2 separate regions of the Mus musculus genome follow, and region 1 is linked to region 2. Evidence: chromatin loops called from intact Hi-C (ENCODE). Cell type or tissue: left cerebral cortex. All regions are shown on one strand. Links, peaks and the distances in the headings refer to the core of each region. The heading gives the core; the rest is flanking DNA. Region 1 holds the start of Igf2bp1 (insulin-like growth factor 2 mRNA binding protein 1). Region 2 holds the start of Dlx4 (distal-less homeobox 4).

Region 1 (15,976 bases), core at 7,223-12,222, 860 kb after region 2:
CAGCCACCCCCAAAAAAGCCCTGCTTCTGTAAGAGGACTACTTTGGGGACCTAGGACCTAGGACTACTTGTTTTCAAAGTCCTAGAAGTCCTAGAAGATGCAGGAAACCCAGCATCCTATATGATCATCCTTTGCCCTTTAATGCTAGGCTCTCTCTATTACAGTTAGATTTCTCCAACCAAGTGACAGAGCCTTTGGGAGAGGCAGAATAAATGCTTCTAACTCTGAACCAACATCTTCAAGTTCCCTTCACCCAGCAGCCCTAACTCCCCGCCATTTTCTCCCCCTTTGAAGGTGTACTGGGAATGAGCCTACAGCATCTCAACTATGACTCATACGTATCAACAAACTGTAAAGCCCTGCATAGTAGCTGATTAAAGTCACAACCTTGTTTAAAAGGCCAGAAACCACACCCAGATTGAAAGCTTTTCTCGTACCCATCTCGAGAAGGTTCATACCTCTGGGATGCGGACGTGCAAGTGTGTCCATTTGGAACAAGGCGGGTTGCAAGGAGAAAGGGACCAGGGATCCGGTTTGGGGTGGATTCTGTGGGACTGTTTCTAGACAGGGTACCAGGGAGACAGTGCGAGGCCACAATAGAGGGAGGAACAGTACTCGGTCACCTCCAGGCCCTAATTTCTAACTGCCTATTTTATGAGCTTAATAAAAGCATAATACAAAACCAACATCCATGCTATCTCCATCGGGGTAGAGAAGCTGCTCTTCCTTGCTCAGAACCCACTGCCCTTCCTCCCCATCTCACACCCTCTTTCTTCATGTGCAGATACAAGTGGTTGTTCTCTGTCCCACACGCCTTGGACAGGAACTTCAACAGCGAAATCCTAAGGAGGCGCCTGAACCAAGATCAGGCAGCCAAAGGAATTGTAATAAACGGCCATTTCTCCTAATAAACAATCTATGCATATAGAGCCCTTCTCCTCCATGCTTGCCCTGGTGCATCCCTCAAACCTAGGAGTTGATAATGTGGGAGCTCTGGGAGGCTGCCCACAGCTAGACATTGTGAAGGCCCACGACACAGAGCCCAGCACAATATACGCCCAGGAGCATAGGTGAGTTCTAGGCTTTGGGGCTTCACAGTGAGACCATGTCTCAACAAAGCAATAAAATAATAAACAAAGTATGTACCTAACTCACCAACTACACATAAACATCTAATATAACCATAAATAACCCAAGTTGCCATACACAGTCCAAACTTTTCATAGACATTATTTTCAAACATGAATACACTCAACCCATTCCAATTCTTCTGGAGCAACCACAGCTCTATGGAACAGAATTGTAAAACCTGAAAAGAAGGGAAAGACCTGCCAGGTCAAGCAGCAGCAGCAAGGCCCAAGGCTACCTCAGAGCAGTAATGCTTTAGTGACAGTACTAGCTGCTACAGACCACTTCTCCCACACCTCAGTCAGAGATCCCCAGAGCGCCACACAGCCACACACTGATCTCCCGGGAAGGTCTTTCCTCCACCATTTACAAAAGGTACACAGGGGATCTGGGCTGGACCAAGACTGTAGTCTTGGAAACCTTCCTCCCTCCTGATCCTTAAGAATTTTGAATAATGCCTCACCTTTGGTCAGCATGGTCTAGCTACAGGAGCTCCAGGATAGCCTTGGCTACATAGAGGTCTCAAAACACACAAAAAAGGGATTTTGCATGACTCGTGCCCTTTTTACCACCCAAAAGACTCAATAACAACCTTTAATAAGATTGACTTTTTTGTTTTTGAGGTAGCATGTTGGACAGGGTTTCTCTGTGTAGCCCTGGCTGTCCTGGAACTCTCTCTGTAGACCAGGCTGGCCTCGAACTCAGAAATCCGCCTGCCTCTGGCTCCCAAGTGCTGGAACTAAAGGCGTGCACCACCACGCACAAGGTGCAGAGGTAGCATGTTTTTACAGAGCCCTGGCTGTCTAACCTGGAACTATGTAGACCAGGCTGGCCATGAATTCAAGAGATCAACCTGCCTCTTCGGGGATCAAAGGTGTGTGCTGACACACCCAGCTTAAGACCGACTTATTTAAGGCTTTTCAACCTGCTGTATGTGTCTATGTTGGTGTAGGCCAAAGGACAATCTACTATTTCTAGGTACTTTCTACATACACATAGCTTGTGGAGGCCAATTTGGTGTCCCCAAATTGGACAGAGATGGTAGTGAGCCATTAGGAATGCAACTTTTTCCTGGGGGCTAGAGAGATTATTTTGTGGATAAAAGCATTGCCTGCTCTTTCACAGGACTTGGGTTTCCTTGCCAGCACCCCAAACGGTGTCTGCAGCCATCCAGTTCCAGGAGATCTGACACCCTCTTCTGACTTCCATGAACGCCAGGCACCCACATGGTGCACACACTTACATGCAGGGTAATCATTCATACTTACAGTAAAAAATAAGCAAAGCTTTAAGCCACCGCACCTGTATAATGAGACCCTGTCTTAAAATAAGTAAATGAATTTCAAACTCTGGCGCCAGGTGGTGGTGGTGGTGGCATACAACTTCAATCCCAGCACTCAGGAGGCACACGTAGGTGGATCTCTCTGTGTTCAAGGACAACCAAAGCTGCACAGAGCAACCCTTTCCAGTCTAACTACCCACTCAGATTTTGCAACTGAACATTTCCATTTCCTGAAATTAACTCTAAATGAAACATTTGGAAAATTCTCTCTCTTCCTTTTTTTTTGGTTTAAGATTATTTATTATATGTAAGTACATGGTAGCTGTGTTCAGACACACCAGAAGAGGGCATCAGATCTCGTTATGGATGGTTGCTGGGATTTGAACTCAGGACCTTGGGAAGAGCAGCCAGTGCTCTTAACCAATGAGCCATCTCACCAGCTCCCGAAAATTCTCACTTTTGCTAAAGAAATAATAGTCTAACTAGAATACACAGAACAACAACAATTCAGAGAAAATCAAGAAAACACTTGATGCTTGCCACTGCAAAGAGAAAAACTTCCTTTTGGCCCTCCCCAAACCCAGCAAAAATCCCCAACCTGCCCATTAGTTTCTTCTGTGCCTTCTAGCCCCTTAAGTATCAGTTGCATAAGACTGCCTGCCTAGGTCGTGAACACACTGATTAACCCGATCAGTCCTTTCTAGCCATCCCAAGTTACTGAAACAGTTGCCTGCTGGCCGGCTTTGCTCCTGGTACCTAACTTTTACAACACAACTCATGTCTGATGATTGCTCAGTGCAATCAGATTTCTCTCCAACTACATTAAAATTATGAGGTCCAGACCTACTTTGGAAAACCTCAGGATTTATCCATCATCAGCACTTATTTGATTTCAGTGGCTTATATTTTGAGAGAAGGCTTGTTCCTATCCCATTTATCCCCAACTTACTGTACGGCATGGGGGGGAGGAAAAAAACAGGCCTTACAAGGCTGGCTGTGCAATTAGTAGCATTCGCATCTATGAAGTACATGGTCATTGTTGGTCAAATCCTCAAGGGAACATTCAATTCTAGAATTCAGAATTCAGGCTGCACTGAACACTTCCGGCTAGTAACCTGTTCCTTCAACCCCGTGTTTTATCTTATCTAATCATTTCTAGCCAAATCAAGCGATCAATAACCAAAGAAGCCTGTACCTTAAGTACAGGTTAGGGTTTTTGTTTTGTTTTTACTTTTTTTCTTTTCTTAAGAGACCCTTGCTTCTGTTTTGGGGAGAAGTTTAACAGTGTATCCAGATAGAAGCAAAAGAACTAGACCCTGAGTCAGTGCCTCCCAGGAGCCAACAGCAACACCTGTTTATCTTTATACATTATAAAAAAAAACAAACAATATGGGCTGGAGATGGCTCAACAGTTAAGAGCACTGATTGCTCTTTCAGAGATCCTCAGTTCAATTCCCAGCAACCACATAGTGGCTCACAACCATCTGTAATGAGATCCTATGCCCTCTTCTGCTGTTTCTGAAGAGAGCAACAGTGTACTCACATACATAAGATAAATAAATCTTAGCCGGGCATGGCGCGTGCCTTTAATCCCAGCACTCTGGTGGCAAAGGCAGGCGGATTTCTGAGTTCGAGGCCAGCCTGGTCTACAGAGTGAGTTCCAGGACAATACAGAGAAACCCTGTCTCAAAAAACCAAAAAAAAAAAAAAAAAAAAAAAAAAAGATAAATAAATCTTTAAAAGACTCAAGGATTCCACTCATTTTCTGGGGCTTTAAAAACAAGCAAAAAATAGCAATGGAAAAAAAAAAAACAAGAACCCTGTCATCATTATTTCTCCTTGTTATAGTCTCAATCAGCCTTCAGGACAATCAGATGTCACAGCTTGTAAAGATGACAGATACTGACAGTTTATGATCGGGGTTCTAGTCCCAGATCAGCTAGCTAGTGGTGTCGGTGTAAGGGTAACATCGGGGTAGGGGTGACCCCAAGGACCACTGTACTAGCTTCTCCCCCTTTTTCCAAAGGTCTGCAAAGGGATGGGGTCCCACGGCTGCACAGCCCTCCGTCCAGGAGATAGGAAAGGTTCAGGAACTGAGTCCTGATCCAAGGTCTTGAGGACCCTGGAAAAGGAAGTGAGGCTCAGGAAAAGATGGGGTGCAGGGGTGAGGGCTGGGAGCAGCGGGGAGGTCAGGTGGGGTTCTCCAGGAAGAGCCCACAGAGCACAGCTCTCCCCCAGACCACATAACCCCCACTTTTTTTTTTTTTGAAAAGAGGAACTCCAAAACTTTTTGAGAGCAAAATGAGCCCAGCCTCTATCTTCAAGATGGCTGCATCTGTCTCCCAACCCTGTAACAGAAGGGTTTCTCCAACGGCTCCTCTTTAAAGGCAAGGTGGGAAATCCAAGGCCCAAGTCTCTAATCCTTTCATCCCTTTCAGTTTCTCTGCCTCTTTCCTCCTTAATACTCTCCTCCTCAAGTGAAAGTTGCACTTTTCAAGAACTAGCCCCCTTTTAGAATCTTTTTAAGAAATGAGGACCGCCGGGCGGTGGTGGCGCACACATTTAATCCTAGCACTTGGGAGGCAGAGGCAGGCGGATTTCTGAGTCCGAGGCCAGCCTGATCTACAAAGTGAGTTCCAGGACAGCCAGGGCTATACAGAGAAACCCTATCTCGAAAAACCAAAAGATAATGAGGACCCACAAGACAATTTAAATTTTAATAGATGGGCAAGTGTCACTTCCTCACTGGCCTTCCATATGACACACATGTTGGAGGTATGCACCAACAGACCTTTCTTCAGCATGAAATCTCTAAACTTAATAACCAGCCAGTCTAGTGGCTCACACTGTAATCGCAGTCCTCCAGAGGCTAAGGCCTGAAGATTGCCATCAAATTGGGGCTAGCCTCAACTACACTGTGAGTTCTAGGATAGCCTGGAATATACAATGAGACCCAGTCTCAAAACAAATACTTGCTAGTCTCCTTTTCACATAACCAAACCAAATGTGTGATTTTTTTTTCAGACACAGCCCTAGCTGTTCTGAAACTCAGATCAGCCTCAGCCTCCAGAATGCTGGGATTAAAGGTGTACACCACCAAGCTCTGCTCAAATATAAGGGTTTTTAAAACTGGAAAGTGTTTTGGTTTTACAAGCTGTCAATACTACCTTTGTCAACTAGCTGTTACACATTAAAGCACAAAGAAGCTATATATAAAGAGAAAAACAAAACAGAAGGACACCTAAGTCTTACTTAAAGGCAGCCCCCCGCGTGATCTTTCAGGGTAATTTTAAGAGCAGACACCCAGAAACTTTGAATCAGGAGTCTTCCCATTGCTGTTATTTATCTTACCCCACACTGTAAGACACCAAAGCCCACGCCATCAAAACCACACAACTGAACAGAGTCACTCTGGATTTAGCGATGGGAACCACAAATATTCCCTTCTTCACTAGAACAATCACCATCTGAGAAATCGCCACAGTAAAATTTTATCTTCCTAGTTTGGATCAGAAAACCCTGGGTTAAGAAAGTCACAGTGCTTTCAAGAGACAGTTTAATTACACATGCAGGCAAGTCTCGTCTTCGCATATGAACCACTGGGTGAAGAAACTATGGGTTTTAACTAGCAGTAAAGAAAATTCATAAATGCGTAAAATTCATTTCTAAACGGAATCTAAAGTGGAGGGGAATGAACTTCAGTGTTTATATTTTCTCCAAACACTACAGAAAATTAAGACAACTACTTCTCCACTTAAAAACACCTAGGCTAACATCCTTTTTACTAAAAAAGTTATGAACTGTTTCCATTTTAAACTTGTTTTCTAGATGGGGGGTCTGTGTGTGTAGCCTTAGCTGGCCTCGAACACACGCAGAACAGCCTGCCTCTGCCTCCCAAGAGCTGGGACTTAAAGTGTTCACCACCAAACTTGAGTTTGAGTAATTTATGTGTGTGGGTGTTTTGTCTTATCTGAGTTAAGGTCCTTTTGGATTTGGGTATTAATTCATAATCGGGAAGCATAAGGACTTTAAAAGCCCGGGCTGGGTCATAGCTCTCAACCTTTCTCCTTTCATTTTCAGCCCCTAACTCCAAACTGCTGTTTGCTTTTTGATTAAACGCAAACCTATTTCTGGAGGTAGTTTTAACATGCTTTGAAAAGACGTAGTGACTCAACTACTCATCGTTTCTACAGCTCATTTTTAAATCCACTGAAAGTATTTCCTGCCATGCTAAGAACACAGCCAGTCACAGCTTCTAAGGTGCTGAGTCCAGAAATTAAACGTACAAAATAGGAATCAGATTTAATACACTCTCTTTGGAGTTTACACCCCTGGAACACAGACCAAGTTTTCATTTGAATCAATGGAAATTTAGGAGAAAGTATTAACCCACTTCATTAGGAAAGAACGATTGTCAGCCTGCTTAAAGGAACCAGCAAGCTTGGGATTGCCTAGGGGTAAAAAAAAAAAAAAAAAAAAAAAAAGCAATACACATCTTTTCATATGTTGTTTACAGCAATTTTTTTTTATGACACCAGTTGACAGTAAATATACAAGGTTTAGGGCACACTCCTAAAAAAAAAAAAAAAACACGGAGGTAGGTGTAAGAAAAGTCTCACTCCCTTGAAAAGTAAATCAAGCAAGGCTAAGATGGCACCTCCTTCCTTGCCTCCATTACTCCTTAGTCTCTGGGAAGGAAATTCACCTAAACACAAACGCTGCTGCTGCTGCTGCTGCTGCTGCTGCTGCTGCTGCTGCTGCTGCTGCTGCTGCTGCGTGACCTTCTTCAACTGCTTTGGGACCACCTTTTTTTACCAACATTTGACAGTGAATACAATTCTCAGCAAAGGCTGAAATTGCTAACCAAATTCCCAACACTGGTCACGAGTGCTAGGGGAAGGTAATTGTAAACTGTATGGTCTCTCATATTAAAAATTCAAATTGCCTGCTGTTTTCAGCTTAAATATGGTGTTCAGTCTCTTGGGTTTTCAAAAGGTACAAATCACATCTATCAGGTACATTCAAACGGAAACAAATCCAGAAATCCTTTTAAATCACAGCTCATTAGCCACGAAGTATCAGGAGTTCATTTTAAACGCCCCTGAAAACACAATACATACAGGGGGAAAAAAACTACCCCTCTACAGTTCATTTAGCTCAGGTTAGCCCCGACTAAGTCCTCTTCTGTATGTCTAAGGGACTGAAAACGCCAGTACCAAGCACAGCTGAAGGAGTGAGTTCAGGCACAAACTAGAAAACAACACAACACGCTTCCCCAAGGAACACAAACTGACGAAAAGAAAACAAAGTTCTTCTAAAGCCTGGTACTCCAAAAACTGGTTCGGACTAGAAATAGTCTCTCCTTAGCCACCACTGCCCAGGAGGGGTCGGGGACAGACAATTGATTCAATGTTTCGTTCAGAAAAATTATTTCAGAAAAGGGAGCCCACAAAAAAATCTAATTTATTATGGACGTGAAAGGAGGAAATGGAAGGAAGGAAGGAAGGAAGGAAGGAAGGAAGGAAGGAAGGAAGGAAGTTAGTTCTCTCAAATCCCCTCTCCATTCCAACTCAAAAGAGCCCCGAGTAAGGCATTTGTGGGGACAAGAAGCCTGGGTGGAAATGCCTTCAGAGGCAGCAGATGGCTTGAAGAGAGAGACCCACAAATACAGGGCACTATGAAAATTAAAATATAAATGTTTTGAGTTCCACTTCACCACACTTTGCTGTTTCTTTCTCTTTTGCCTCCTTGGCTTTAAAATGTAAATCATCCCCAAGAGCAGGAAGGAAAAGTGACCACACATTTCAGAATTCCAATTATTAGATCTCCCATCAACACAGCTCTGAGTCCATGTATTCACGATCTCCACTGTATTATTCCCATCTCCATTTTTTTCAAATAAAGCTTTTTTTCCTTCCAATTTTAGTGCCTCTGTTAATTCTAACAGCAACAGCCTCAAGCATTTGACAACAAACCACATACTCTATAAACCTAGACACAAGCCATAGTGATGCTCTTCAGCTACAATAATTCAGTGACTTAAAACTCTGAAGCCAAACCACAGATGACAGACATGATCTCCAGCTAAACTTTCTCAATTCTTTAAACATATGTCCCCACCCCACCCCCCACCCCACCCCCCAAACCCCCCACCCCACCCCCAAAGCACAGCACCCACACAAGATTCCCACCTAGGAAGGGCCAAAAAAACTTCAGAAATACAGCACGTGCCCAGCTGAAAAGAGGGACTGAGAAGACCAAAACTGGACTGAGGGCTGCTCCCAACTAAGGACAGGAAACAAAACTGCACTGTCAACAACGCGTTCACAAAGTCTGATGTGAGAAACCCTGCCTCAACACTCCACTGCCAGAGTTCAACCGCAGACTTCGGAATTCGAGGGGACTGGAAATCCATCCTGAAATTTTAAAGGTGGAGATACCCCATTTGGCGGAAAAGAGAGAATACGGAGTAAAAAGAACTCACCAGAGGAGACACACACACACACACACACACACACACACACACACACACACACCCATTCATCCTCCGAGTTCTAGACCCTCCAAAGAGCCCCAGCTCACAGCCTCAGCACAAAGCTCACCCCAGATGGTCCCTTGTAACAATGGACTGAAGGAGTGGGGGTGGGGGGGTTGGAAAGGGATAGCACGGCCAAAGCACATTCATTGAAAATCCAGTTGATGAGGTACTATAAGATGCGAGGGACTGGGGATGAGGGTCTGTGTAGGGGGGCAACAAAATCCATGCCTATAACAGAAATTATTAGGCCAGCATAAGGAGATCTGAATGGGGTACGTTGCTCATTAATCACCCCCAGTAGAAAAAGAACACTCTCAAATCTACTAACAAATTGTGTTATAAAAAAGATGAGAAACATAGGAAAAAGGAGGCCTGATAGAAAGTTATAAAAAAAAAAAAATCACCACCACCATTAGTTTGAATTCTCCATATTTAAACTCCCATACAGAAAATGGTCCCAGTCCCACACTATGAACTAACTCCACAGAGTTCCTGCTCTATTGATTTTTTTTCTCTTTAATTTTTCAAGTAATGTCTTTTAGCCCACCCCAATCCCAAGTTGTTGGATTTCTTCTAAAGCTATAAAACAACCACTACACGATCCTAGCCAATCTCTCCCAGCCCCCAACATCCGGAGTTGGGGGTGGGGGTGGAAAGGCCAGTAATGGGTTTGTTCCACTGGAGACGCTATGGACCCCTAAATATTACTGTTTCCCAAAAGGAACTCTTTTCCTACCTTTGTTTTTTGGGGACTGAGTGTTCAATCTCTAGACGTTTTCCTTGCAGTTCTACTTTCCCTGAAGATTTAAAAAAAGAAAAAAAAAAGAGATGAATGAGTGTAAAGAAATGGGGGAGGGATGGGGTGGAAGGGTGAGTAAGGGACATTAGCTAAATTCTAGAGTTCCTGGGGCCTCCTAGAAATCCAGGCACCAGCTGCAGAGGCCTGTGGGGGGAAAGGTTGCTCCGGGTTTGGTAGAACCCGTAATTTCGTTGGGTTTTTTTTTTTCTTCAATTTTTTTCGTTTTATTTCCATTAATCACGTGGGCTGATTGAGCAGCCTGCTCAGATTTGGGAAAGGTGTGAGCGTTTGTGTGAGCGCGCTTGCTTCGGCGGCTCCAGAAGTAGAAGGAAGGAGACAGGCGAAAGCAGGATCGTTTCGCGAAGTGGGGCGGGAGTAGAGAATTAAAACTTTATTTTCCAGCAGAGCCACGGTGAAGGGCTTAGGCGACCAGGCCGGGTCGGGGCCACAGGGCTAGCGGAGGGCCCCCGGGGCGGCGCGGCCCGGGGCGGAGGGTCCCTCGCGGTAGCCGCGCGCCTCTCGGCCCAGCCTCGGCGTCTCGGGAAGCAGCATGGCGACCCGCCGCCGCCACCGCCACCGCCGCCGCGCCACCCGGCTCACGCCCCACTTTCAAATCAAAATGGCTCAAGCCCCAGGCCTTGGGCGGGAGGCGGGAGCCCCTTCCTCCCACGTCCTGCCTCAGGGCTTAGTCCCTAGTTAAAGCGGGAAGAGCTGAGGTGCGCGAACCCCCATCCTGGAAAGGCCCGGGACGGAGGGCAGGGGCTTTGGGGGTGCTCTAGCGCATGGGGGGCTGACTAGGGGCGGGGGGGAATCGGGGAAACCACGCCTATACCCGAACCCCAGTGTTCGTGAGACACCCCCACCCCCACCCCCACCAGTTGCCAACCGGGGCTCCCGCCCCGTCGGTGGGGAGGGGTGTAGGGAGCCGCCACGAGCGCCTCGGGCTGGGGGAAGGGGTGAGGAAATCCCGAATATCTCCGCGCCGGGAGAAGGCGTCGAGGGAGGCCGGGCGAGGCTGGGGACCGAAGACGGAGGCCGAGCCCTCCCGGACCCGGGAAGAGTTGGCCGGCAAGGAAAAGAGGAGCTGCAGGTCCCCGTTGTTCCGGGATTTCGTGTGTGTGTGTGTGTGTGTGTGTGTGTGTGTGTTTTCCGGGGAGGTGGCCGCGCTCTTACCCGAGAAAGTTTCGATGGCCTTCATCGCCCAGTGCTCGTCGGGGCAATCCACGAAGGCGTAGCCGGATTTGACCAAGAACTGGCCGCTGTAGGAGATCTTGTGCTCCGCGAATACTTTCTCCAAGTCTGCGGGGGTCACACTCTCGTTGAGGTTGCCGATGTAAAGCTTGTTCATGGTGGCGGTGGCGGGGCAAGGACACGGTTCCAGGCAAGGCCGAGCCGGGCGGGCGCGGGCGGAGAGCCTCCTAGGCCGAGAGGCGTGGAGACGGGCGGCGGGAGCCGCAAACTTTCTACGCACCCCACCCCTGAAGTTGTCCGGAGCTCCGGGCGGGTGGGCGGCCTGAGGGCACGCGGGGGTCACGGGAGAGTTTGGGTGAGCCCGGGAGAAGTGCCCGCCGAGTGCAGGGGAGGCTGACGACGACGCGGCGCGGCTCCTTCCCTTCGGTCCGAAACCCCTGCGAGCGGGCTGGTGTGTCACGTTTCTCCGCGGCCGCCCTGGCGCCGCCTCTAAATAAAATCGACTTGAAAAAAAAAAAAAAATGGAGCAGGAAAAAAAAAAAAGGCGAAGCCACGTGGTGACAGCCCCCACCCACCCTGCAGGGAAAGACCCCCGACGCCACCGGGCCCCTTGGCCCTCCAACCCGGACCAACCCAACAGTCTCCAATCTTGGGGGCGGCACTCAGCGCACCCCACGGGTAAACCAGGAAAGTGGAAGCAGAGTTCCCCCCCCAGCTCTCCTATCCCCCTCCCCCTTTGCAAGAACCTGGCCCCTAAAGCGGCGCCCCGCCCCCACAGCGACCTGCACGGGGGGGGGGGGTGGCGGGGGGAGGGCGGTGGCGACCCAAATCCCCCCAGTTCTTAGGAATAAAATGTACGGTAATTTTTTTATTCGTTTTGTGGAGACTGGGCTGCCCACCCCACCCCGGCAAACTGCTAGCGACTGACAGGCGGGGGACTGCCGAGACAGACAAAGAGAAGCTGAGGACTCTGGGGTCTTCAGGAGGGGGTCGCAGGAACCGGTTATTTAAAAGGAAAGACGCCTTTCCTCTACGTTTCTAAGTAGGGGGTCACTGTCTTTCCCGCTACACCGCTAGACTTCGCTGGCCTCCCGGGTCCTGATTCAGGGGACCCTGAGAGCGCGGGATCGGGAAGCTGCGGACACGGGACACGAGAGACAGCGCCTGAAAACGAGGGACCCGCAGGAAATCATGTTTCGGGATCCCCACTGGAGAAAAGCTGGCTTGCACCCAGTCCAGCTGCTGGATGACAACACTCCAGCATCCTTGGGGGAAAGCCTGCACGACCCGGCTCGAGAGCATCCTCGAAGATCAACTGGGTGGGGGAAAAACGACGAGGGGTGGTCGCACCACCGATCGACCCCGAACCGGAGGGGTTGGCTTCAGAAGGGAGGGACCGGGTTGAGCTCCGAGGTCCCCCTCGCCCTCCCCACGCAAGGAGCGGACAGGTGGCGTCGCCCGCCTGCGTCCGCTCTACCCGCGATGCACTGAGCGATGGTCCATGCGCAGGCTGTGGGTCTCAGAACTTAGTTTTGGGGTGCTGGATTTTGGAAGGCCGCCGGGGGAGGGGGTGCAGAGGCCCCGCCCACGTCCCCAGGTCAGCCCGGGGCGGGGAGGGGGTAATTTCCGCTCCGCGCTTGAGGAAGCGAGCAGCGGGGGAGGGGGCTGCGGCCCTCCCCCCTCCCCGTGGGGAGGGGGAAGTGGATCCGCCCAGGTCCCTTCCCTCCGCTAGGACCGACGCGTTCCGGATCCTCAGGCTCCGGGAGCCCGAGGGAAAGACCGGACTGGGCGAGGGGCGACACGTGGGCGGTCGCACCCCGTCTGTGAGGTGGGGGAGGGGGCCGCGCGCTGGGAGTCCCGGACGCGCAGCGGAGCGCGGGACGCGTTGCACACTCAGTACCGGGATCCCCGGCTCTACGCGGGGGACACCCGAGGTTCCAGCGGCTGAGGCTGGATCGACGCCAGAGGGAGGTGGAGAGCGAGGCACGGAGACCCTGGAGAAGCCCCCTGCCTGGCCACCGCGGAGAAGGGGCCGGCGACAACACCCCTAGAAAAAGGGATGGTCCTTGAGCCGCTCGAGTCTGCAAGTGGGAGGAGGGTTGTCGGGGCACGCGTTTGAGAGGGCAGGTGAGGAAGGGGGTCACTCTCCCCTTCCCCCGTCCCGATCCCATTGTCTCAGTCGCCTGCGGCCCGGGCCGCCTCCGTAACACGTGTTGACTGCACCGATATAAATGGCTTGGATTTTTTTATTGTTATTTTTTTCGTTTGCAGAGTCTATAAGCCAGTTCCGACTTCGGCTCACCGCCCATCTGCCGGATGATTCCCTACCATTCGGAAAGTCGGGAGTTAAAACACAACACCCAGCACCTTTGTCCCCCTCCTCGTTTTCCCGGAGAGCCGGGAAGAAATGGGGCGGGGGAGGGCTTCCAACTCGGCTTTTGAGTCTCCCTCCACCACCTTCAGAACCCACTCTCGAATCAGCGTTTTGTTCTAGCCAGCCACGTGTTTGTCGGGTTTTTTGTTTTTGTGACATTTTTCTTCCCATGAAGCAACAGGAATCTAAGTATTACAAGCTATTAGTTGCTTAATAGGAAAAAAAAAATGTTTTCTGTCCAGGAAGATGTGAAATGTCTGTGTCTCTGTCCCCACACGCCCTCCCCGACATTCCCCCAGCCCCCACTAACTTGGTGTTTTGTCAGCTCTTGATCACAGCGAAGTTCTTAACAAACTAAGCCAATGAGCTGGAAACAGTGCCTGCCGCATAGTAGACACTCACAGAAAATATTTTTGAATGCAAAACAAACTTAAGAGAAAAGGAATTCAAGAAAATTAAAAGTCCGGTAGGGAGGGACTTTTCTTAGTGATGTGTGGATTTTTGTTAGGGCTAAAAGATGGTCTTAGAAGCTGTCTGTTACAGTCTTTGGGTCTTCATAAATAGTAACTGTCTCCAAATCTTTTATGTTGGGGGGCAAGGAAGAAACTACCTTGGCAGAACATCCCAGCTCCCAAAAACTTTAGGTGCTGTTTGCTTCGTTTACTTTAAATCTTTAGGGGTTGATAAAAACATCAGATAATCCCCCTGGGTAACCTAACCAGTATTCTCTTTATTGCTAAAACAAAAGCAGCTTAACCCTCAAAAAAAAAAAAAAAAAACCTCCTACCCAGACTTGTAAACTGCAAAACATAGTGCATCCTTTACCATCCTAAAGCTCAAAAAAAAAAAGCAAAACTTACAAATAGCAATGTAATTCAATTCACTTTTAAGTTGACTCCCTTTCCATTTGAGAAATAATTTAAAGTTAGCTGGAAGTAATCAGTTTTTTTTTAAATGGCAATGTAAGGGAAACAGATTTCAGAACAGAATACTTACACAGTCTATTTTTTAAATCTTTTAAAATTATTTCATTAACAAAGTGCCAATTATTTCTATTCACACTGATTCTTTTTAGAGTTAGCTGTTTCACTAAATTCTAATCCTCTCTCCACCCTCCCCCTCCCTCCCCCCCTCCCCCAATACAGGGCTTCTGTGTTGATAGTCAGGAACTGCAAACGTTTGTTAAGGACACAAGAGTAGATAGAGGCTGCTGGGGTGAGGTGCAGTTTTGAAACCTCCACATGAGTTTTGCCTCAGTGACATGACTCTGTAGACTGGAGCTGGGGGAACTACATGGTATAACCTGATGCTTTATTCTGCTATGAATGTGCCCACCACTAAATGAGCCTGCCAGAAGGCTTATTTCTTGTTACAACTCACATTCCTAGGTCAGTGTAGGAGAAGACAGAAGACATTTCAAAGCATTTATAAATGTTTTGCTTTGGTTTTGATATTAAAGATAGTCATGGGGGTTCCCTACTGTTCTTTTTAAGGAAAGATAAATCTTCACAGTAAATGGGTATGAGTTTAAAATCCAAAGATAGATAGATAGATAGATAGATAGATAGATAGATAGATAGATAGATAGATAGATAGATAGATAGATAGATGGAGGACAAAAAAGTAAAAATAAAACTGAATGTGTAAAAAGACATCTGAGGCCGGGCAGTGGTGGCGCTTGCCTGTAATCCCAGCACTCGGGAGGCAGAGGCAGGTGGATTTCTAAATTCAAGGCCAGCCTGGTCTACAGAGTGAGCTCCAGGACAGCCAGGACTGCACCGAGAAACCCTGTCTCAAAAAAAAAAAAAAAAAAAAAAAAAAAATCTGAAGGAAAAATTTCTCTTAATTACATTTATTATAGTCACTGTAATATTCACTGTTAATATTACTTGCTTCTAGTCTCCTCTTCCATTTCTTTCCTAAATAAGTGTTTGGTCAGCTCTCCTCTTACACAGAAAGTGGATTCCATTTTAAAGATAGACTTCTGTCCATTTTCCTTAACTTTGAACATGCAAAGGGAAAAAAATTGGAAGAGTAAAGCCACTTTTCATGAAGTTGAAAATTCAAAAAGCAATCCCCCCCAAAAAATTTCAAAAACTCTATCCTTGCACAAACACAAAATTCAACTTATTTTCAAGTGTTTCTTACCAACCTTTTTCAATCTGTCATCATTTTCTACTTTTTTTTTATGTCTTTATTTTTCTAGCTGCTGTACCATGGCAGTTTGTTATGCTGCCTCAAAGTTTTTGTAACCATGTATTTTATTTAGGCTAATGGAACAAATATTTATTGCTGTTCTACATATAAGATACCACTTTTTTAAACTTTTATAAGTAATACTTTTTTAAACTTTTATAAGTAATGGAGGAGGGAAAAAATAATGCACAAAAGATATTTTTGTTCATAGAATTCTTTCTGCTTTTGTATCAACTGCTTTGGATGAATCTCCAATATACACATTGCAGTTTAATCTAACATTTACCCGTGATTTATATCTTAAAATGTTGATATGTTCTATAAAAGAGAGGACATGTACAAAAAGAGAGAGAAAAAAAAAAACCTAGAAAGCTGTTAGGGAAATATATTAGAATATTTTTGTGTTTTCTAATAAATCACAGTTAATTTTGATATAATCATGGTTGCTATGAGATACAACAAAAGCAA
Region 2 (15,976 bases), core at 5,604-10,603:
GGAGTCAGCGAAGTTGAGGATCAGCACCCACGAGGAGGTGACAATCAGAAAGCCTGCGATCCTTCCTTTGTGGGGTCTACTCCTTTCCCCTTTCTGGGCTGGCCAAACCTGGCTCAGTGGCTCAGTGCCAGCCAACTCCAGGGTTGCCCAAAGCTGTAGACTGCATCTAGTCTGATTCATGGAAGCAGAGTGGTGTTCCTGGAGAGAGCTGTCAGGCTAATGGGAGACTCTGAGGTCTTCTGCCTCAGAAAACTTTAGCCTTGAGGGGAAGTGGTAGCCACAGCACCAGTCCCTAGCCAAGAGGAAATCATGCGAGTCTCAGAGACTATATAACTTGCTCAGTTCACCCAGCAATCACTACCAAACACAGGGCTCCAAACCCATAGCCTTCTTTGCCAGCCTGGGACCCCACCCCCACCCCCCTCAGGCTGGGAGTCAGTGGTAGAAGGCTTGGGCAGGGGAGCAGAAGGATGCATGGAGAAGTCCAGAAGAAGCTCGCCCGCCCCCCCCCCGCCCCCACCCAATCTGTAGCTAGCCTAAGACTCAGGCAGCGCTGGATGCTAGGGACACGTCTGGGAGTCATGGAGTGTAGGGAGGAGCTGGGGATGGGAGTTCTAGCCAGAGCTCAGGGGAAAGAAGCAAGCAAAGAAAATGAAATCATCAATTCATCGGATTTCTGAGAGGCCACCCAACCCCCTCCCCCTCCCCCACAGCAGCACCTAGGGAGATAGGGGAGAAAACATTAGCCAAGAAAAGGGATGGGGTAAGAGAGAAGCCAGAAGGGAGAAATAAAAAAGGCCTATGTTCCTTCACACATGCACAGAGAGAGAAAGAGACAGAGAGAGAGAAACTGCAGACTTCTTTTTAAGTTTTTATTTACTTATTATTTAATTTATTTTTGAGACCTGGCTGGCCTAGGATTCCAGAATGCTGGAATTAAAAGCATATATGGTCACACCCATCCTGTTTTCTAGTGTCCCCCCCCCCCCCCACTTCCCTTCCTTGACCAAGTCCCATGTAGCCCAGGCTGGCTTTGAACTTGCAGTGTAGCTAAGGATAACCTTACACTATTGGTCCTCTTGTCTCTACCTTCTAATATTTGTGTTACTCCTGTGCCAGGATCCTTGGGCCCGCCTGTCAGCACGCACTCTGGGATGACAGGGTCGCTGTATTCTTTCATTTGTGGATCTGGCCAGCTGGGACATGAGAAGAAGAGGCATGGGGTGACACGAGGAGGCCTGCGATGACACTGGCTTCACTCTGGGAGCTTGTCCACTGGGAAGAGGCAGCAGCCATGGAGGACACACTGAGGGAATTCTTCCTGGGCTCCACCTCCAACAGGCCTACAGCAGGGGGAAGGTGAGGCACAGTGGGGAGAGAAAAAGAGCTGAGAGACCCCTCTGAGAGAAGCAAAGGTAGATGATAGTGACAGACAGTTCCGGACTAGTGGCTCTCTCTCTCTCTCTCTCTCTCTCTCTCTCTCTCTCTCTCCCTCCCTCCCTCCTTTATGTTTTTGTTTTTGTTTTTTTTAAAGACAGGATCCAGAGGCTGTAGCCTTTGCTGCTCTGTTCTAAAACTCACTGCATAGACCAGGTTGGCCTCAAACCCAGCTCTGCCTCAACTGGGATGACAGGTAGGCATGTGCCCCTAATCAGTGCCTTTTCTTCTGCATTTTAATTGTTAAATCATGATGACCTGAAACAGGGGATCCCAAGGAATGGGGCACTAAGCTTCTTCCCTCTTCCTGCCCAGCCCTGCCCTCCTCAGTTTCTAGACTACCTAAGGTCTGGCAAGGAAAGGGGTATCTGAGGTAATCTGGGGTGGGGACAGGGATACCTACCTGTAACATGCTTTGGGGAAGGCAGAAGCTTCAATGGCCCTGGGGCCAGACAGACAGCAGATTGCCACCAGGTCGATGAAAGGAACTTTGATCAGACTCCTAGCAGAAGCAGAATGTGCTGGAGTGTAGTGAGGAGAGACTGGGGGAGGGGGACACAGAGGGCATCTCAAGAGACTCGGGAACAGGCAGTCACTGTCCACCTCCAGTGGATCCTGCCCCATTGACCCATATCCTCTATAAATTCTAGGAAAGTCCTTGATCTCCAAAGCTCCGTCTACACAGGCCTTAGCTACCTGGATAACATTCCATCGCCTCTGGAGCCAATCCCAGAGGCAAGCCCAGGCATCCGAGCTCTAGTGAGGCCTGGTCTGAGTAATCAGCTGCTAGAGCTGCGAAGCCCTGGAGTGTCCTGGAGGAGTGGCTCCCCACCCCCCATCTCATAGAGGCACAGTAGATTCGGGGAAGGGGGGAGGGGCAGCCTGTCACTCCAGGGTCTTCCCACCCCCCCTCCCACGGACCACATTCTCCTTCTTCCCACCTGCAAGCAATTTGGCCAATGGGAGGGCAGCTAAGATTGCTGTGTGGAATCCTTTCTAGATCTGGGTGCATTTGGTGAGGAGGGGGCTGCCTCCTTCCCCACGCTAGACCCCGTGTAACCTTTTCCTCTTCACAGAAGCAAATTACTGGTAATTATCTCACATCCAAAGCCTTCAGGAGCTGCTTCCAAATTGCTTTAATTGAATTAATTGAATCTCATTTGGTCTGGGGGAGAGAATGGGGGGCATACCTTAAAATAGTACAGAGGAGTGATGGGGGGTGGTGAGCTATGCAGAAAGAGGCCATTTTCCTGTGGCTGAGACCATGGATGTGACAGAGTGTGCCCTGGACACTCTACCCCTGTTCTGTAGCCTCAGACGATGTTAGAAGGGCAAAGCCGCTGTCCACTTTGAGCAGGGGACCTTGCCTGAGTCCTGCTCTCTAACAGTGTTGTCCGGGATATGCTGGGATATATCTCCAGCCCCATCCTTCCTCCCTATCCTGGGGAGGCAGGTTTATTTGCTTAGGTGAGAGGTGAATAGACACTACAGAATCTCACCTTGAAAGCAAGCTGACCCCTTCGACTGACTGCCCCAGTGGCAGATGCGAATGTCATTTATAAAGCGCCTACTGTGTCCCAGGCACCATGTCAAGGCTGTTACAGGCATTTTATCAGTTCATCATCACAACTGTACAGCGAAGCAAATCCTGTTATCGTTCCTGTCTGAAGGGAGAAGAAATAAAACACAGCTTAAGAAACCTGGCAAGCCTGGAGGCAGCGGCTACAGCCGCAACAGCACACAGCCCTTTAATCCCAGTGCTTGGGAGACAAAGACAGGCAGATCTGAGTTCCAGGCCAGCCCAGTCTGCAGAGTGCTTTCCAGGACAGCCAGGGCTAACATAAAGTAAGCAAGTATCCACTGCTGGGACACTTTTTTGACCAAAGTCTACCTTCCCTCTTCCCTTTGCTTTACTGTCAGACACAGTGTTGCCAGTGGAGCACAGGATTCAGTAACCATGGTATCTAGAGAGATGGAGATGAGGCATCTTTCTTGTTGGGATTCCTCCGAGTCCATCAGCACCTAGAAGTCCAAGGCAACTGGATCAGCTCCCAAGTGGAAAAGAGTGTCACATGGGAAGGGCACATGGGGGTAAGGGAAGGGGTGCCGCAGGCTCAGCTGGTCCCTGGCTGAAAGAGCAATTACGGCTTCTGCTACTTAACTTTACAACCCAGGCTGTTGTTTTAACGATGCGACTCGTGTTGGGCTGTCCAATTAATCTGCCTTTGGAGGCTTTCCGAGATGGGGCGGTAGATCTTATCTTGCTCTGTGGAAAGAGGAGTGTGTAGCCTGCATGGCAGGGAACAGCACCCCGAGGCCCTTGGCCTCAAAGAAGACCTAGAGGAGACATCTGGGGCCAGCCACCCCTAGAGCAGTGGAGCCAGGGTCCAAGGGCGGTGGGGCAGGGGGAGGGGGGAGGTTGAAAGGGAGAAAGGGGATGGGAGGGTCTCCACAGTGGGTAGGTTCACTCCACACTGCCCTATGACCTGCCATTTGCTGCCCACGGGGCCATCTTCTGTGAGTCTCTCGGGGACTGGGTGTGACCACTGACCCAGTAGTGGGACAAAGAAGGAATGTGTACAGACATCCCTAGGTGAGATCCTTCCACTGAATGCAGTACCCCTCTGTCCTCCCTATGACCCCAAACTAAGCTTCTTTTCTGGCTCGGGGTTGGCTGGAAGTGCCCTACTGGGCTTTTCAACCAAAGACTTGGTGCCCTCAGTTTAATGTGATTGGGAACAGGTTCAGGCAGTGAGAGCAAGCTAGCCTTTGAAGCCTTTTGCCTGGAACTGGAGGCCCCTCCCCAGCCCCTGGGGCCACTCTGGGCTGAATTCCCTGAACCCTGAATGCTGACCCTGTCCTCCCCCACCCCCATGCTGTATGTGTGGTGTGAGCTGCGGTCCAGGATGAATCCTGATGCTGCAGTCCTGATGCTCTGGAAGCTGACCACCCTCCTCCCCCAGCCCACACTGGACTTACAGCCTCTGGACAGTGCCCAAACGGCCTCTGTCCTGCTTTTCCTTTGCTTCTTGCCACACTGCCTCCAGTCCTCTGTTCGGCCACATGTTAGCCTAAAGCACCTGTCCTGGCCATGTTGCTAGGAGCTACCCAGCAGGAGATCCAAAGATGCCTATTAGATGGAGAGTTCCAGTTCCTTCTAGTATTCTCCTCCCCCTTACCCCTTTCTGTAGGCTAAAGCCATTCCACCTCCAGCAGGTCACTTCTTCCAGAAGGACTGCCCTAGCTCAGTCTTCTCCTGGTAGAATACCGTGGCTGTGAAGTGCCCCGGCTCCCTCTACAACTGGCCCCCAGAGGGGTCTGCTGAGGAAGACCATTCTGAATGAGCCATTCCGTGTAGGAGCATCTTCCCATTTCAGATGAAGCCACAGGCTGTTACAATGTTCCTGAGCCAGAACCCCAGAGCTAGCTGGCAGCAGAGGCATACCGAGAATCTAATGTTGGGCTGGAGAGATGGCTCAGTGGTTAAGAACACTGGCTGCTCTTCCAGAGGATCCAGGTTCGATTTCCAGCACCCACATGGCAGCTCACTACTGTCTGTAACTCCAGTTTCAGGGGGGTCCCAATATTCTCATACAGACATCCATGCAGGCAAAACATCAATGCATATAAAATGAAATAAATAAATCATTAATTTAAAAAGTGGTGTCTATGACTTCTGGTGAAGGGGAGGATATATCAGATGAGGAAGAAAAGATGAGCGGAGCAGCTAGCTCCAGAAGGGATAAATACAGGAGACGAACATGGCTAGCTAATATACTCAGGACTCTGATTCTTTTTTAATACATATATACATTTTAATAGCTTGTGATTTGAGAGCAGTTTCTTTGATCGAGGCAACAGCGAGGAGCTATGCCTGCACTGATCCTGGTAATCTGTTTGTCCCATTTCTCCTTCTGGGCTTCCAACAATGTGTGCAGGTGAACTTGTTAGGTGTTAAGGATGGAGAGTCGTGGGCCTAGGCTCTTAATACATACTGTTGAATTATATGGACGATTAAGCCCATGGCTATCAATTCAAAATGGGTAGATATGGCGCTAGAGAGCCGTTTAAAGCGGAGAAGCACAAGCTGCCCACAGGTCCACAAGTTTTGCTTTGGAGCTGGGGCCTTTTACATGTTAAACACTCACTCTACCACTGGGCCACCACCAGTAATTAGTAAATGAAAGTCGGAGACTCTATGGTGGCCAACAACACAGACCCTGTGTCCACTTCTGGTTTTGTTCCTGGAAGGGCTGTCTGGGCCCCCATGGTGCAGGCCAGGAATAATATTTGTTTTCTTCCTGGTTTGGATCCTAGGGCTGTGCTTGGGGCTGCAGTCATTTGAAGGAGAGGGAGTGGCAAGATTGTGGCCGTCCAAAGCCCCTGATCTAACTCTCTGCTTTGGAGAGCCAGGCTTCCACACCATTCTTTCCCTTTTTCTCCTTCGGTGTCTTGTCTTCTGAGAAAATCCATCTGGAGCTGGTTTCCTCTCCTCCCAGAAGGGGAGCAGGTGCTCGGGTCCTGGGCTTGACAGGAGGGCTGAAGTCTGACCAGCCTCCCTCCAGACTCACATCATCTGAGGCAGTGCCAGCACATCTGGGGAGCGATGCTGATACCAGGCACCAAAGTGGCTGTTGTCATAGCCACTGGAAGGCAGGGTGTCTGCCTTGGGTAGACCCCAGATGAATGGTAGGGCTGGAGAGTGGGGAGACAGGGAGGGGGGTCTCCCAGAGAAGTCCTCTTCCGGCTCCCCAGAGCTCTGTTTCAGGAGCTTCTTATATTTGGAGCGTTTGTTCTGAAACCAGATCTTTACCTTTGAGAGGAAAAGAGGACGGATTAGGAGTGTCTATGAAAGGTGTGGGAAGGGACCTGGCCACAGAGAGTGAGTCCTGGGAACCTTTGCTCCAGCTCTTCAGTTCTGGAATCCCCCAGTCTCAGCTTCCTGTCTGGGCACACTCCTCTTCTTGAGTCTCATTCTCCTCTAACATGTACCCCCCAACTCATGCTGTGGACCAGCTATGGGCACTGCTTATCCAAGAGCCGTGTCAGCAAAATTGTGGGACTCCTTTGTGGGTTCTCAGAGGGCAGAGAATGGGAAGTTTTGCCTTGAGCAGGGACAGGACTGGCCCTACCTGGGTTTGGGTGAGTCCGAGTTGTGCTGCCAGCTGAGCTCTCTCGGGCAGGGCCAGGTATTGGGTGTGCTGGAAACGCTGGTTCAGGTGTTGGAGCTGCAGGCTAGAGTAGATGGTTCTGGGCTTGCGCAGCTTCCTGGTCAGGGACTGCTGCTGGGAGGGCACCAGAGACAGTGCCAGCTTCTCTGATTCTGGGAGGCAGAAGAACACTAAGCTGTAAGCATGCAAAGGGACCAGGTGAGTCGGGCATTTCTTAATAAGCTCATCGCATCCCACACCATGGGCAATCAGCAAAAACAACAGCAGCCTTCACTATCAACCTGAGTCTCGGTGTGTGTGTGCAGTGGAACAAGCCTTGCCTATCCCTGCCATTTCAACACCAGCAACAGTCAATACAAGCTTCAGCTCTTGAGTTCTTGTCCTGCTGAAGCTACCACTATAGGACCTAAGAACACAAATCGCCAAGGGCCAGGGTAAGGGTGCCCAGGCTCCTGCAGGGTGGCAGGGTGCTGGTATGTTGGTTGGTGGACCTGCTTAGAATAGAACAGGGCAAAAGACTCGTGGAGAGCTGAGCTAAGGTCTGGAGATGAGCAGAGCAGTGTATCAAAGACTCAAGAAACCTAAGAGTAATACTCAAAGTTTCAGGGATCTAGAAACAAGATGTATTTCCTGCGGGCCCCAGCGCGGTTGCTTCAGAAGGAAAGTGATTCAGGTCCGGAAAGCTTAATGTTCCGCCAGCAATACGGGTTGTTATATTGTCATCGCTGGGCTGTAGGCTGTAGCAAAAGGTCTGGTGTCCCCCACAGGCCCCCAACTCCCACTATTATAGGAAGCGGCTTCAGGTTGGCGTCAAGATTGAGGGCATGGGTTTCCATTCTTGAAACCGGGGCCCCGACCTGGACCACTTTATGGGATACTGAGACTGTGCAAGGGGATGAGAAATGGGAAGAGGCAAAATGCCTGCCCGGGATGACAAAATGTTGGGGTGACAGCTGCCTCTTTCCGTGCAGGTCTACTATGAGGACCCCAGAATAGAGCGGGTGAGATGTCCCTGCCTGTATCCTGGCAGCAGTAGCAGCTTCTGTCCTTCAGCTCCCCATCCATTCTTAGCTGGGTTCACCCAACAGATGTTAGGGTCTCTGCTCGTGGGCCGCAGTCACCACTGCCTTCACCTCCCCCACATCCCTCACCGGTGGCCTTGGGGGCTGTGGTCCTCAAATCCTGTCCCCTGGATTCCAACCTCAGCCAATTCCCAGAAAAACCATTGGGTTTCCGCTCCCGCTCCCGCTCCCGCCCGCGCTCCCGCCCGCGCCTGTCTTGTCTCTCCTACTCCGACTTCTACTGCTCACCCGGGGCCGGCAGCCAAGCGACAACCCATGCCTTCTTGGCTGCCTGGACCGCGCAGTTCGGGTAATAGCGAGCAGAGCGCGAAGGAAGACAGCCTGGACTGCTGAACTCGCAGAGCAGATCACCTTCCAGGTGCCTTCCGGAACAGCTGCCTTTTTCCACACTAGTTTTGGCAAGTCACAACTGGATCTACCCCGGTCGGTCGCGATAACGGGTCCCCAGGGCCTCCGTGGAGGCGCGGCAGCCACACCCGCAGCCCCAAAGGGGTGTTGCTGAGGCTCTTTCTGAGCCAAATGCCTCCCTGGGACGGAGGTGCACCCGTAGTATGGGCGTAGGACACCCCAAGCCCTCTCTCGTACTCCAATCATTCATTCAAGAATGGGCGGCGGCCCGCATAATTTCAATAGCGAAATGCTACGGTATATTTTTTTTTTAAAGAATCTGTTTGTGAACATGGAGTCTCTGTTTTGTTTTATTTTATTTTATTTTTTCGTTGTATCCGGGTAAAGTACGTAATAGAAAGAATTCTTCAGTCCATTGTTCTTGGACCAAGCTAGGGAAGGCATATGGAAGACAGGTCCACCTTATTGCCAGACAGGTCTCCCAATAAGGACAGGTTCTTCCTCTCCAGTCCCAAAATGCACACTGTCTGTCCTCATGTGCACACACAGGACGGATAGCAGGTTGCCCGACTTGTCCTCAAACTCAGGACCCCCCTTGCCTTTACTTCCCCAGTGTATATTAGTATATCTAAAAAGAAGAGTCCAAGCGGTTCCTTTGTAGATCTGTATGCAAAACTCTGCCACTCAGACGGACTGTCCCTCCTCCAAGGAGACCCAGCAACCTAGCAGGCCCACCCCCACTCTGCTCCAGAAAGCTGTTAACTTTCTGGGGTCCTGAGAAGTTCCTAAAGTCCCCTTTCCTGGCTCCGTCCATTGAGGAAAGTGAACTTGCCCTGGTCCAGGAGCCTGGAAAAAAAAGTTGTGTCCTGGATCTATCTATATGCATTCCTTCTATCTCAGTTTCTCCAACCATAGAACAAGGAATGTGAGCCTCTATTCTAATGTGGTTTTGGTTGGGGGTGTATGTGTCATGAATTTATGCCAGAATGACCAGGGAAAAGGAGAGAAACATCTTGGTTTGGGGCTGATTATGTGAAGTCACATCACAGACTTGCGCATCTTCGAGGACTATGCCAAGAACAATTGGACCATTTTGATGTTCAAGGAGTCAGTGGGTCTATGGAGAGCATCCTCGTACTGCCAGCCAGGGTCTGTCAGTTGGGCTGTGCATAGGTCGGAGCTAGGAAGGCCAGCTGCTCCCCTGTCTTCACCGAAGCCTTCCAGTGGAGCTCAGATTTGCTGCAGGCAACCGAAGCTGGGTCTAATGTATCCCAAAGTTAAAGGTGGAGATGGTAAAGATGTCTTAGGCACAAGGCAGAGGAGGCCAGGGAAAGAGCTGGAGACTGGTAGACCAGCCTGTAAGTTTATTATTTGAGCAACAGTTGGTGGGGGTCTTATACCCAGATCCTGCAGGGTATAGGCACCTCCAGGAAAAGGGGGTGGGGCCCAGGAAAGGAGAAGGAACCCAGCCTAGTTGTCTACCTATCTCCAACTGGAAACTGATTTCTGTTTAGTAGTGTTTGATTTATATACTGGTTTCTGAGACCAGAACTCAAAAGGGATGATGTCGGAACGGAGTGAAGGATGAGGAGAATCACAGGGAAGGGGTTAGATCTCCACCTCTCCATCTGGATTAGGGCAAATTTCCGTTACACAGGTACTCACACAGCTCCACTGCTCCAGGGGGTGGGGTAGGGAGCCCTCCCGCCTGGCTTTTCAAAACTGCAAATCGAAACCAGGTCGAATTTAAAAAGGAGACCTAGATCAACTTGCCTCCGCTCCTCCCCCATCCTTCGCCCTCCCCCTACCGCAGATTCCTGGGTATCGGAGAGAGAAGCGTTTGAATCCCTCTAGTTGCGCGCAAGCAGAAGAACGCGAAATTTATGCAAAGACAACCCAGACCCCAGAGGTGAGGAGAGCCGCCGCGGTCACACTTACCTGCTTCGAGCTCCTGCGGGTGTTCAGCCGGCCTGTGAAAGGGCTGAGATGGCGCCACCAATTGTTGCTGGCGGGGCAGGTAGGAGTCTCCTGGGGTTGCCGGCCCAGGGTGGGAATAGGACCGGGGGTGGCCGTAGGACTGGGAGTAGGACAAATCGGGAGAAGCTGCGGTTCCCGGGGATAGTCCGAGCGGGTAAGCAGCCACTACCGACAGGGCGGGGGCGAGGTCCGGGAAGACAACGTTGGAGGCACCACGGTCAGGAAGGGGACAGGGTAAAGAGGTCATTGCGGCCGGTGCCGGGCCACAGGGCCTAGGTCATGGCCCGCACGCTGTCTACTCTTTCTGCCAGCTCCTTTCAAAGTCTCCAGCTCCAGCAAGCCACTCTTACACTTCAGATGCCTGGAAAAATGTCTCTCTGAGCCTCTTCCGGCAGAGAACTCGCACCCGGGAAAGGGTTTTTTGGGGTACCCCGTGGTTTTACCCTTCCCCATCTTTTCCTCTGGGTTCGGTTCCCGGGACCCCAGGGGTCCCCCGCCCACTTAGACACCCCGGATTGGCTATTCCTTGGTGACCTCAAGCTGAGCCCGCCCCCCACCCCTCGTGTTAGCGTGCACCGGGAAACGGGAGGGATGCGAGCTCCGGACCCCACATCCCTGCATCAACTCCGAGTTCCTGGGGAATCGGTAGAGTCAGGAAGTCTCAGTAACGATGTTCAAGGTGCTAGGAAATTGGGCCTGGGATGGCTAGGGGACGAGGGAAGCTGCGCGGTAACTAGAGACGCTTTGGAGACTCAGAACCTGTGTGCGCGTCGCGCGGGTCTGCATGGCCCCACGCTGCCAGGGCTCTGCGAGGGAGTGGAAAAAGCAGCTAGCCAGCGCCGGCCGCTTATTCAGCGCGTCGGAATGCGTAGCTGCAGAGCGATGGCAGTTTGTTGGTAAACAGACGCTGGGGCCTGGAGGGTGCCGCCTGGCGCCCAGCCTGCCCCGCACGCGCGTGGCGCGCACGCCCCCGCCGAGCGCCCAGAGCCTGGCACGCCGCGACCGCCGCCACTGCGCCTCACCACCCCCAATGCAAGCTTCCGCTTCCGGCAGGGGCCCCGGTTTAGTTGCGACACCACAGCTCCTGCAGGCCCTTGAGGCTGCTGGAGGGAATCTGCTGTCTGGGATTCGCCTGTACCGAGCCCCGCCTTTTCTGGCACTCTGCAAAATGTAGCCTCCCAGGAACTGGGGCAAAATCTGGGAGTGGGGATGAATCTAGTTTGATGGCTCCTGGGAGGGCACAGAAAATATGGCTAACTCCATTGTACTTCCAGACTGTGTTCGGGACCTGTCTCTTAGCAGGACAGGAGGCCTTAATGAACACCATGTATGCAAGCATCTGTTGCCACGTGCACAAAAATACATAGAGTCTTCATCCAACATATATTGTTACATACCAATATCCCTCTACGAAAAGAGGCTCATTTATGGACCGGCAAACACAGACTTTAAGGTGTGGTGTATATACAGCTGCATCCCCAACCATGGGCAACTCTTTGAATAAAAGCACAGGATTGAGGTGGATGAGATGGCTCAGCAGACAAGAGATGAAGAGCAATTAGGTTGCCACCAAGCCTGACCATCTGAGTTGGAGTCCCCAGGACCATATAATGGAAGAAAAAACAAACTCCCAAGAGCTAGTCTCTTGAGCTCCATATGTGGGCTCTGTTATGCATGGATCTTCACACATACGCATAACCCAAACATAAATAAATGTAATATTTTTATTTAAAACACATTGTGCTTACCTGGCACATATGCTTGTATATTACAAGTCAAATCACTAATTTTCCTTCTCAGAAATAAGGCTGTCCAAACGTGAACATATATGCTCATGTGTGGGCTACCCTTTCCCACACATCTAAGCTGCTTTGCAAAATGAGAGAGACAATTCTTTTGGTTTGGTTTGATTTTCTAAGACAGGATTTCTCTGTGTAGTGCTGGCTGTCCAGAACTCATTCTGTAGACCAGGCTGGCCTGGAACTCAGAGATCTGCCTCCTGCCTCCTGCCTCCTGCCTCCTGCCTCCTGCCTCCTGCCTCCTGCCTCCTGCCTCCTGCCTCCTGCCTCCTGCCTCCTGCCTCCTGCCTCCTGCCTCCTGCCTCCTGCCTCCTGCCTCCTGCCTCCTGCCTCCTGCCTCCCTCGCTGGGATTAAAGACAAAGGCAAACACCATCACTACCCAGCGTTATCTCCTATTCCAGAAGTCCTCACAGATTCCCTAGAAAACCTACACACTCGATCCCTCTGTTACACATGCCATCTTTATGCTTGCACACACGCGCGCGCGCACACACACACACCAGGGCTCAGAGTAAAAGTGGCAATCTTGGGGTGTTAGGTAGATGAAAGAGGACAGACAGCTATTAGAAGAAATGGCAAGGAGTGGATGAAGGCCCTGGTCTCAGAGCAGATGTAGGCCTTCTAAAATAGACAAAGTCTGGGGCTGGAGAGATAGCTCCATGGTTAAGAACACTGACTGCTTCTTCCTGTTCAATTCCCAGCGCCCACATGGAGGTTCACAACCATATGCCATTCCAGTTCCAGAAGATCTGAGAACCTCTTCTGGCCTCTCTGATCACCAGGCAGATGCATAGTACCCAGACAGAACACCCATACACATAAAAAAATAAGTAAACAGAAAGAGACATTTCTAGGCACTGTATATCAGGACTGTTGAAACTCACAGACAGGAGAAAACTAATTTGCTTTTACACCCCCCTCTCCAATTGCACAGAAATTAATTTCTCCAGGAAAATACCTGCTGGCCACTGCCATAGAGGTCTCTACCCCGTGATCCTGGAGCTCAGATTAGGGGGCTCTGTAGGAGATCCTCTTTGTCTGGTTGGCTGGGGGAAGGTGTGAGTTTGTTTGGTAGGGAAATGTTCTTTTGATGTGAGACCACCTTTCCCTGGGTTTCAGTATGCCTTCCTCCTTAGAGCTGGGGCGATGAGCAGCTGAAGATGTTGCTTTCCAAGTCTTTCTGTCTCTAGCACTGTTCTGCTCTTTCAATCTTTCAAGACAGGGTCTCTCTGTTTAGCCCTGGCTACCCTGGAACTAGACCAGGCTGACCTGGAACTGAACTCAGAGATCCACCTATCTCTGCCTCCCGGGTGCAGGGATGAAAGGCGCACGTGCCACCACAGCCTGGCTGTGCTGTTCTTTAGAAGGGAGTCTGCTGTGGTGTTTCCAGGGATGGCTTCTCTCTCACGCTGTAAGATTCAAAGCAAGAAGATGTGCTTTGAGGCAGGGCTGGCTGTGAGGGCAGATTTGCTTTCTAGCGTGAATGGAGAGGATGATGGGAGACACTTCCGGGGGGGGGGGGGGCAGGTAACCAGAATCCTTTCAGTGCTGGGCCCCTGCTGGAGGAAGGGCAGAGGTGAGTGTCCTGGTAGACTCTTTGGATCACATCCAAAGCAGGGTCCCTGGTGAAGGCCTCCTCTGAGCTTCCCTGTGTGCTCAGGAGCATCCTGAAAGAAAGTTGGACCTGTCCTTCTGCGGTAACCCTGCAGAATTCATACGCTCCGGCGCATCCTCACAAGAACCCTGCTGTGAACGGTAGTTACCGTTTGTCTCCCTCCAACATCACCAGCCTCACTGCACCGTCAGCATGAGGTATGAGGAACCCAAGCACTTGCTGGCACACCTAGGCATCCTCTTAGGCATCCCCCACCCCAACACAACATCAGCCTCTCAACCACAGGAAAAGTAGAAGCAGTGGCTGTGAGCCAGGGAAGGCAGTGCTTGGTGAGAACAGAGACAGGCAAATCCCGGGTTCCCTCCCCAGCACAGCCTCCGTGTAGCTGGCCTGATCAGCCAGTTCCTACCAGAATGCTCCGGGAGAGGAGGGAGCAGGACTGCGATTCCAGCCCTCTGGTGTTTGCTGTATGGTGGTTTGCAAGAATCTAAGAACAGAAAACAGAATCCAGAATCCAAGAACATGAAACAGAAAAGAAGGAGAGGAAGGAAGGGAGGGAGGGGGGGAAAGAGAGGACTGAGAGGGGAGAGGGAGGGCAAAGTAACCCTTTTCTATAATTACTCTTAGCAGAGGTGTGGGTGGCAGGAAGGCTGGGGCGTTGGAGCAACGGAATCCCAGTGGGTTTAGGACACATCGGTATGGCGCTTGTGTTTTGTTTGTTGTTTGTTTGTTGTTGGTTTGTTTTTCTAAACTGGGTACCTACCACTTGGCTGTCCTGGAGCTCACTATGTAGACCAGGCTATCCTGGAACCCACAGAGATCTCAGAGATCTGCCTGCTTCTGTCTTCCAAGTGCTGGGATTAAAGGCTTGCCTCACGCTTGGGTTTTCCTAATTTGCGGGTTTATATAAGATATATTCCTTGCTTGAGGCTGCTTTCTGCTCCTCCTGTAGCAGAATTCCCCAGGAAAACAGCCGAGTTTTCCTGGCAGTTGACAGCCAAGGGCTTCCTGCCGTACATTTGAAGGGGCTCAGTGAAGTGTAAGGGTGGCTTGTGCTGAGTCAGGCGTGGAGTTCTGAAAGTACGAGTCCACTCCCCACTTGAACCGATCTGATCGGGGAAATAAAGATTCTCACTCCCTACCAGATTTCTGCGGGCTTGGTGGTCATTTTGGAATTACACGCGCCTCTTTTCTCCTCCTCTGTGGTCACTGCTCCCAAATAAAATCTTGGTTTTGTGTTTGTTTGCTCGCCGCAAGCTTTAAAGTTCTATTTGGAGGGGTCCTTTGTAATTACGTTTTGGGAAACTAAATTCAATCTTGCAGCAACCTCCTCTCAACCCGCCTCTTTATGGTAGAGCCCCGCGTCCCGGGTCTCCTTCGCTTTTTCTGATGGAGCATTTGGTGAGCCCTGATGATGCTGGAGTGGAGCTGAAGGTCTCTGCCGTCCGGCTCAGGGGTTTCCCTTGAGCTCATTTCTACTTTCCACCCGGAGGAGAGCTCTTTCTGCGTGTTGTTTTCCAAATAATCCTAAAGATGATGGCCGTGGATCAGTCTTGGTGTCAGCGCTACCCAGTCCGGGCACCACTTGGCGTGGGTCTCCCACAAGAGTCTTCCCCTATCTCCCACACGATCTTAGCTACAACCCCATGCCACCCTCACAGCCTCAGTTTTCTTTGTTTGACATCCAAGAAGTCTACCAGAGATTGACCCGGACATTTTAAATACACAAGTACACGAAAGACGCCAAAGCTAAGAGCTTAGCTCTGAATAATTCTTTGACCAGGGCACCATCTCCAGAAGAAAACTCAAAATCAGGGAGTGTTGGAAGAAAGTGTTACCGTGGCGCCGGGCTTTGGGAGGAAGCCACTCTGTGCTGAGCTTCGCGGAGCTCCGGGACTGAGGCCAGACCTAGCTGGGTGACGCAGGGTTTCTTGGCGGAGTGTCCCATATCGCCCACCAGTAGACCAAGGACCCCCACAGGGAGCCGGACGGGTAGAGGATAACTGCGGGGAGCATACACCAGAGCCCTTCAAAACTTTGCAAGCCTGTTGAAGGCCAACCCGCCTGCAACGAATTTGCCGGTCCGGTCCGAAGGCGGCTTGGCTAGGTCTGCAGCCTTCCTCAGATCCCTGTATCGCACAGAAATTCAGACTTGGCACTCCGTTCTTCCTCGCCAGGCAGCGAGGTGAAGACTGGAAGGGGACTTGGAGTTAGAAAAATGCCTGTAGCGGGCAACGGATGAGAAAGCCAGTGTGTGTGCAGGGGCACCCAGCACATTTAGCAGAACCTACAGACCGGCACACGCTTATAGGCGATCACTCTCATAACTTATACACACACGTCACACGCACCAACTACACCACCATTTAAACACCCAACACATGTCTCCCTCTGCCTTCCAGGTTCCCCGGTAGGCGAAGGGTCTCTTTACACGGGTGTGGGCTGTTGCTTCTGCTTGGACAGTGAAGGTCAGTTTCCTTGTCGCTCTTTGCTTTTCTTCTTCTTCTTCTTCTTTCTCTTCATTATTTAAAAGGAGGTCGGCTGTT

Evidence for each region. Hi-C counts contacts between places; a loop is a spot of excess contacts. Peaks named below come from ENCODE experiments on the same cell type or tissue, not always from the same donor. Only the 100,000 strongest peaks of a DNase experiment are listed, where the experiment ranks them.
Region 1: a loop joins it to region 2, with 4 times the contacts of the local background. A loop is called at or near these places in 4 of 42 quality-filtered maps.

What each region holds. Positions count from the first base shown.
Region 1 is chr11:95,994,539-96,010,514 of GRCm38, forward strand. It overlaps Igf2bp1 (insulin-like growth factor 2 mRNA binding protein 1), which reads right to left and starts at 11,406. Exons shown (of 15, transcript NM_009951.4): 1 at 10,921-11,406; 2 at 9,685-9,745. The coding sequence starts at 11,095. In left cerebral cortex, for the core only: no CTCF peak of the experiment used is centred there; DNase peaks (open chromatin) are centred at 10,056 and 11,150.
Region 2 is chr11:95,135,220-95,151,195 of GRCm38, forward strand. Dlx4 (distal-less homeobox 4) reads right to left here and starts at 10,582. Exons shown (of 3, transcript NM_007867.4): 1 at 9,977-10,582; 2 at 6,570-6,760; 3 at 5,228-6,250. The coding sequence starts at 10,262. The coding sequence ends at 6,005. It overlaps Dlx4os (distal-less homeobox 4, opposite strand), which reads left to right and starts at 9,834. Exons shown (of 3, transcript NR_040279.1): 1 at 9,834-10,055. Gm38659 (a long non-coding RNA gene) reads right to left here and starts at 4,578. Exons shown (of 5, transcript XR_880160.2): 1 at 4,417-4,578; 2 at 3,329-3,703; 3 at 2,937-3,101; 4 at 1,841-1,939; 5 at 1,029-1,343. In left cerebral cortex, for the core only: no CTCF peak of the experiment used is centred there; DNase peaks (open chromatin) are centred at 8,075 and 10,142; H3K4me3 peaks cover 37 bases.